Linked DNA regions of Homo sapiens: region 2 is linked to region 1. A link is an interaction called in ENCODE POLR2A ChIA-PET data of the cell type or tissue named here. Cell type or tissue: Panc1. All regions are shown on one strand. Each heading gives the region's core, and the rest is flanking DNA. Links, peaks and the distances in the headings are about the cores only. Region 1 has its middle 48 kb from the start of RGS10. Region 2 has its middle 18 kb from the start of RGS10.

What was found. ChIA-PET counts read pairs that join two places held together with the same protein. Peaks named below come from ENCODE experiments on the same cell type or tissue, not always from the same donor. Only the 100,000 strongest peaks of a DNase experiment are listed, where the experiment ranks them.
Region 2: POLR2A ChIA-PET joins it to region 1 with 13 read pairs; 4 of 35 experiments call an interaction of 5 or more read pairs at or near these places.

The regions. Positions count from the first base shown.
Region 1 is chr10:119,493,079-119,495,983 of GRCh38, forward strand. No RefSeq gene overlaps it. Among named protein-coding and RNA genes, the nearest start is that of RGS10, 48 kb to the right of the region's middle. In Panc1, for the core only: no CTCF peak of the experiment used is centred there; a DNase peak (open chromatin) is centred at 1,713.
Region 2 is chr10:119,559,179-119,562,083 of GRCh38, forward strand. No RefSeq gene overlaps it. Among named protein-coding and RNA genes, the nearest start is that of RGS10, 18 kb to the left of the region's middle. In Panc1, for the core only: no CTCF peak of the experiment used is centred there; no DNase peak of the experiment used is centred there.

The DNA of each region.
Region 1 (2,905 bases), core at 229-2,728:
GTGATCTGCCCGTCTCAGTCTCCTAAAATGCTGGGATTACAGGAATGAGCCACTGCGCCCGGCCTCCAATCTGTGTTTTTATGACAAAGGCATGGATTGGCCATGAGCAATGGGCAGCCCTGGGGTGGCAGGCTGTGAATGAGGGGGAAGGGGCTGCCTCGAGGGGTTCGGTCCCCTCCTCAGGAGCTAACACACAGCCTGAGACCTGAAGGATGAGAAGGAGCCGGCCACACCAGGGTCTGGAGGAAGCCACTCTGCGCATTGGCCGTGGCCCACGCAAAGGCTGCGGGAAGCAACATCCTGCCTTGCTTCCGGTCGGCTTCAGGCCTGTGAGGCTGGGAAGGGCCAGTCGTGGAGGATGGAGGGTGAGGTGGGACTGAGCTACATGTCCCGGGCCTTGGTTATGATCTGAATTTTGATGTTGAGAACAAGAAAAAGACACAAAAGGGGCTTAAGAAGAGTGAGCAGCATGACCAGGTTTGTTCTTTTAAAAAACTGGATACTAGGCCAGACGCGATGGCTCACACCTGTAATCCCGGCACTCTAGGAGGCCAAGGCTGGAGGATCGCTTAGGGTGAGGAGTTCAAGACCAGCCTGGGCAACATAGGGAGACCCCCATCTATACAAAAAAAAAAAAAAATATATATATATATATATATATTATATACACACACACATACACACACACACACACACACACACACACACATATATATAACAAATTAGCCAGGTGTGGTGGTGTGTGCCTATAGCACCAGCTACTCAGGAGGCTGAGGTGGGAGGATCACTGGAGCCCAGGGGTTTGAGGCTGCAGTGAGCTATGATCACACCACTGCCCTCCAGCCTGGGCAACAGAGTGAGACCATGTCTCTTAAAAAAAAAAAAAGAAGGATACTAGATGAAGATGAGGAGCAGGGGTGTGGCGTGAGGAGGACAGACCAGCTAGGAGGAGGAGCCTCTGGGCAAGAGATGAGGTGACCTGGTCAGGGCCCGTGGCCATGGAGATGGCAGGCATGGACACGGTGAAGCTATATTTTGGAGAAGAATCTAGAGGACTTTCTGATGATCAGATGTCGAAGTGCAGGACAGAGGAGACTCTCAGGCCACTTCCAGCTGCCCCTACCCAGTGGCCTTGTGGGAATCAGGAAAAGGGCTCCTCTAAACAAGCATGCAGCACAGGGCACCCGTGCAAGACCCTCACCCTGAGACCCTCCCTTGCAAGTGCGAAGTTGCTCAAGCCCCTGATTCTCACTCAGAGACCTGGTCAATTTTGGACTTGCAAAGCTTGTAGTGTCTGTGGCAATCCAAGGGGAGCCCTGGGCTCTGCCCAAGGTTTAGGGACCATTTCAACACAGTGATTCTACCCCTGGCTCCAGCTGTGTGTGAAGTTTCTTCCCTCCCTGCCTGGGCACCAGACTTTTTACAGTACTCACTGCATTGGACGCAACTAACCTTGTGAAGAAAAGAGTTTTTAAAACCCTGGAAGCTAATGTTACAAGACTATTTAGCACTTAAATAAATGCAAGTTCTAGAACATCTGCAGCCAAAATGAAAGTAAATAATGACAGAATGTGAGTCATGAGTAGTTTGCAAAGATTGTAAACAAAGCATCCTCCCAAATTCAGAGCCATGGCCTGAGAGTTGGGTACCAATTAATCAGCCCTTAACTCTATCACACACAAAAGGACACGTGTCCTCATTAGCAAGTCATGAGGGGAACTTAGCTAACTGACTGTCACTTTGCTATCTGGAGTTCACTTAAAACTGAAATAAAAAGCTTATTCCCTGAAGAACAGAGCACTCATGCTCACATTGTTTGAAAGAATCACTTCACTGCCAGTGTCAACATGAAACTTAACATCCTGATATTTATGGGAAAGGCAAAACAACCCCGCTCGTAAACTGAAGAGATGAGCCCAACCACCCAGGCATGTCCCATCAGTCCCTCTCCCAGGGGCTGGTCACTTTCTTTCTGATGGCAGTTGTTGGTGCAGACTTCATGTCCTCTCCTAGCCAATTGCTCTCCAAGGGCAGGGTTAATGCCTCATTCTTTCATCCCCCTACATTCCTGTGTCTAGTATTTGGCCTGGATGTAATAGGTGCACATTAAATATCTGTTGTGTGAGTGGATGAGCATCTTTCCCAAAAGGCCAATGTTCACTCCAGCCCTGGACTTCCCGAAGGCCCTGTCCAGGCAGAGGATGGACCAAAAAGGGAGCTGGGTAGGAGACAGAAGGTTTGGCTCCTGTCCCAGACTCTGCCACTCACAAGCATGTGCTCATGTGAGCCACGTCATCCATTTTGGTGTTCCCATCTCTAAAACAGGAGGAATAGCTGTCCCCCCACTTTTTAAGGGTTTGCGATGACGCGATGGGAAAGAAGCACTTGGAAAGGGGTTCCACAAGTGTGATGTGGTTCCCCTCACACCTCAGAGGGGAGTTCTGCAATTGAGAAGGCGGGGCAGTGGAGGACCACGGTTAGACATGGTGTGCAACTTACTCTCAGAAAGCCAGCAGGTAAGCAGAGTGGATTTGGAGGTATAATGAATGACTGCAAAGTCACAGAAGACAAGGCCACCCAGGCTGTGCTCTCTGCACATGGGAACTAGAAATCAGAGTACAAAATATGGAGCCAGCAGATAACACAAATATGGGAGTGGCCTGCTGTAAGGCAATAGGGAATGGTGGGGCCTGCAGCCAACTAGAGATTACAATCATGCTCTGCTTCAGGCATTTGCAAAAAGATTTAAAACTTACACCCCATGAAACAGCAAAACGCATCTATGGCCTGCTGGCTGGGAGTCTGAGACCCCTGCAGATGGCTGTATCAAGCATGTCTTTTTTTTTTTCAAATGGAGTCTCGCTCTGTGGCCCAGACTGGGTGCAGTGCCACAATCTCAGCTCAC
Region 2 (2,905 bases), core at 279-2,778, 66 kb after region 1:
CCTTAATCCATTTAACCCTGAGTGGACACAGCACATGTTTCAGAGAGCACAGGGTTGGGGGTAAGGTCATAGATCAACAGCATCCCAAGGCAGAAGAACTTTTCTTAGTACAGAACAAAATGGAGTCTCCTACGTCTACTTCTTTCTACACAGACACAGCAACAATCTGATTTCTCTCTTTCCCCACATTTCCCCCTTTTCTACTCGACAAAACCGCCATCGTCATCATGGCCCATTCTCAATGAGCTGTTGGGTACACCTCCCAGACGGGGTGGCGGCCGGGCAGAGGGGCTCCTCACTTCCCAGAAGGGGTGGCCGGGCAGAGGCGCCCCCCACCTCCCGGACGGGGCGGCTGGCTGGGCGGGGGCTGCCCCCCACCTCCCGGACGGGGCGGCTGCCAGGCGGAGATGCTCCTCACTTCCCAGACGGGGCAGCTGCCGGGCAGAGACGCTCCTCACTTCCCAGACGGGGCGGCTGCTGGGCAGAGGGGCTCCTCACTTCTCAGACGGGGCGGCCGGGCAGAGACGCTCCTCACCTCCCAGACGGGGCGGCGGGGCAGAGGCGCTCCCCACATCTCAGACGATGGCGGCTGGGCAGAGACGCTCCTCACTTCCTAGACGGGATGGCGGCCGGGAAGAGGCGCTCCTCACTTCCCAGACTGGGCGGCCGGGCAGAGGGGCTCCCCACATCCCAGACGATGGGCGGCCAGGCAGAGACGCTCCTCACTTCCTAGATGGGATGGCGGCCGGGAAGAGGCTCCTCATTTCCCAGACTGGGCGGCCGGGCAGAGGGGCTCCTCGCATCCCAGACAATGGGCGGCCAGGCAGAGACGCTCCTCACTTCCCAGACAGGGTGGAGGCCGGGCAGAGGCTGCAATCTCAGCACTTTGGGAGGCCAAGGCAGGCGGCTGAGAGGTGGAGGTTGTAGCGAGCCGAGATCACGCCACTGCACTCCAGCCTGGGCAACATTGAGCACTGAGTGAACGAGACTCCGTCTGCAATCCCAGCACCTCGGGAGGCCGAGGCTGGCAGATCACTCGCGGTTAGGAGCTGGAGACCAGCCCGGCCAACACAGCGAAACCCCGTCTCCACCAAAAAAATACGAAAACCAGTCAGGCGTGGTGGCGCGCGCCTGCAGTCGCAGGCACTGGGCAGGCTGAGGCAGGAGAATCAGGCAGGGAGGTTGCAGTGAGCCGAGATGGCGGCAGTACAGTCCAGCTTGGGCTGGGCATCAGAGGGAGACCGTGGAAAGAGAGGGAGAGGGAGACCATGGAAAGAGAGGGAGAGGGAGACCGTGGAAAGAGAGGGAGAGGGAGACCGTGGAAAGAGAGGGGGAGGGGGAGGTGGAGGGAGAGGGGAGGGGGGAGGGGGAGAGGGGGAGAGGGAGAGGGACTTTTATTTTATTTTTGAGACTGAGTTTCGCTGTTGTTGCCCAGGCTGGAGTACAATGGTGCGATCTCAGCTCACCGCAACCTCTGCCTCCCAGGTTCAAGCAATTCTCCTGCCTCAGCCTCCCGAGTAGCTGGGACTACAGGTGTGAGCCATCATGCCCAGCTAATTTTTGTATTTTTAGTAGAGAGGGTGTTTCTCCATGTTGGTCAGGCTGGTCTTGAACTCCCGACCTCAGGTGATCTGCCCACCTCAGCCTCCCAAAGTGCTGGGATTACAGGCGTGAGCCACCGCACCTGGCTTAATTTATTTTTTGTAGAGATGAGGTCTTGCTATATTGGTCTCGAACGCCTGGGCTCAAGTGATCCTCCCACATAGGCCTCTTTTTTTTTTTTTTTTTTGAGACAGAATCTTGCTCTGTCACCTAGACTGGAGTGCAGTGGCATGATCTCAGCTCACTGCAACCTCCGTCTCCCGGGTTCAAGCAATTCTCCTGACTCAGCCTCCCAAGTAGCTGGGACTACAAGTGCCCGCCACTACACCTGGCTATAATATTTGTATTTTTAGTAGAAACAGGGTTTCACCATGTTGGCCAGGCTGGTCTCGAACTCCTGTCCTCAGGTGATCTGCCAGCCTTGGCCTCCCAAAGTGCTGGGACTACAGGTGTGAGCCACAGCACCTGGCTTATCTCGGCCTCTTAAACTGTTAGGATTACACGAGTGAGCCATGGCTCCCAGCCACAATTCAAATTTTGGAAAACCAATTATCTGCCCTAATTATTACGCTCCAGCCAAACTACCCAATTTTTTTTTTCTTTTTGCATTCCTTCCCCACAAGTTACTCTGTGTCAAGTTTCTAATGTTGAGTTTCATCATTTCACTGACAACAGGCTTCTAAAACCCAGGAATACTTAAGATCTATTGGTATTTCTTTGGGTCAAATTGGTAGAGCTAAAGTACATTGAAGTCATTCAAATACATTCAAACTACACAGATTCCTTATAAATTACTGGTATCAAGAAAGGAAAAGATTCAAGAAGACATTACAGAATTCATCATATGTTATCAGAATTACTGATGTAGTCTATCCTAGCATAGAGTAGCTTTCTCAACCTATTGCATAAAAATTACCAGCAAGAAAGAATAGTACAAAATAAGGTTTATGGCTAAGTTGGCTCTGTATCATAATTATCCATTCTAGCATTCTTAGAAGGATCCTGGCTGGGCCCAGTGGCTCACACCTGTAATCCCAGCACTTTGGGAGGCTGAGGCAGGTGGATCGCTTGAGCTCCGGAGTTCAAGACAAGGCTGGGCAACATGGTGAAACCCGGTCTCTACCAAAAATACAAAAAAAAAAAATAGCCTGACATGGTGGCATGCGCCTGTAGTCCCACCTACTCAAGAGGCTGAGGTGGAAGGATCACCTGAGCCTGGGAGGCAGAGGTTGCAGTAAGCCGAGATCATGCCACTGCACTCCAGCCTGGGCAACAGAGTGGGACCCCACTTCAAAAAAAAAAA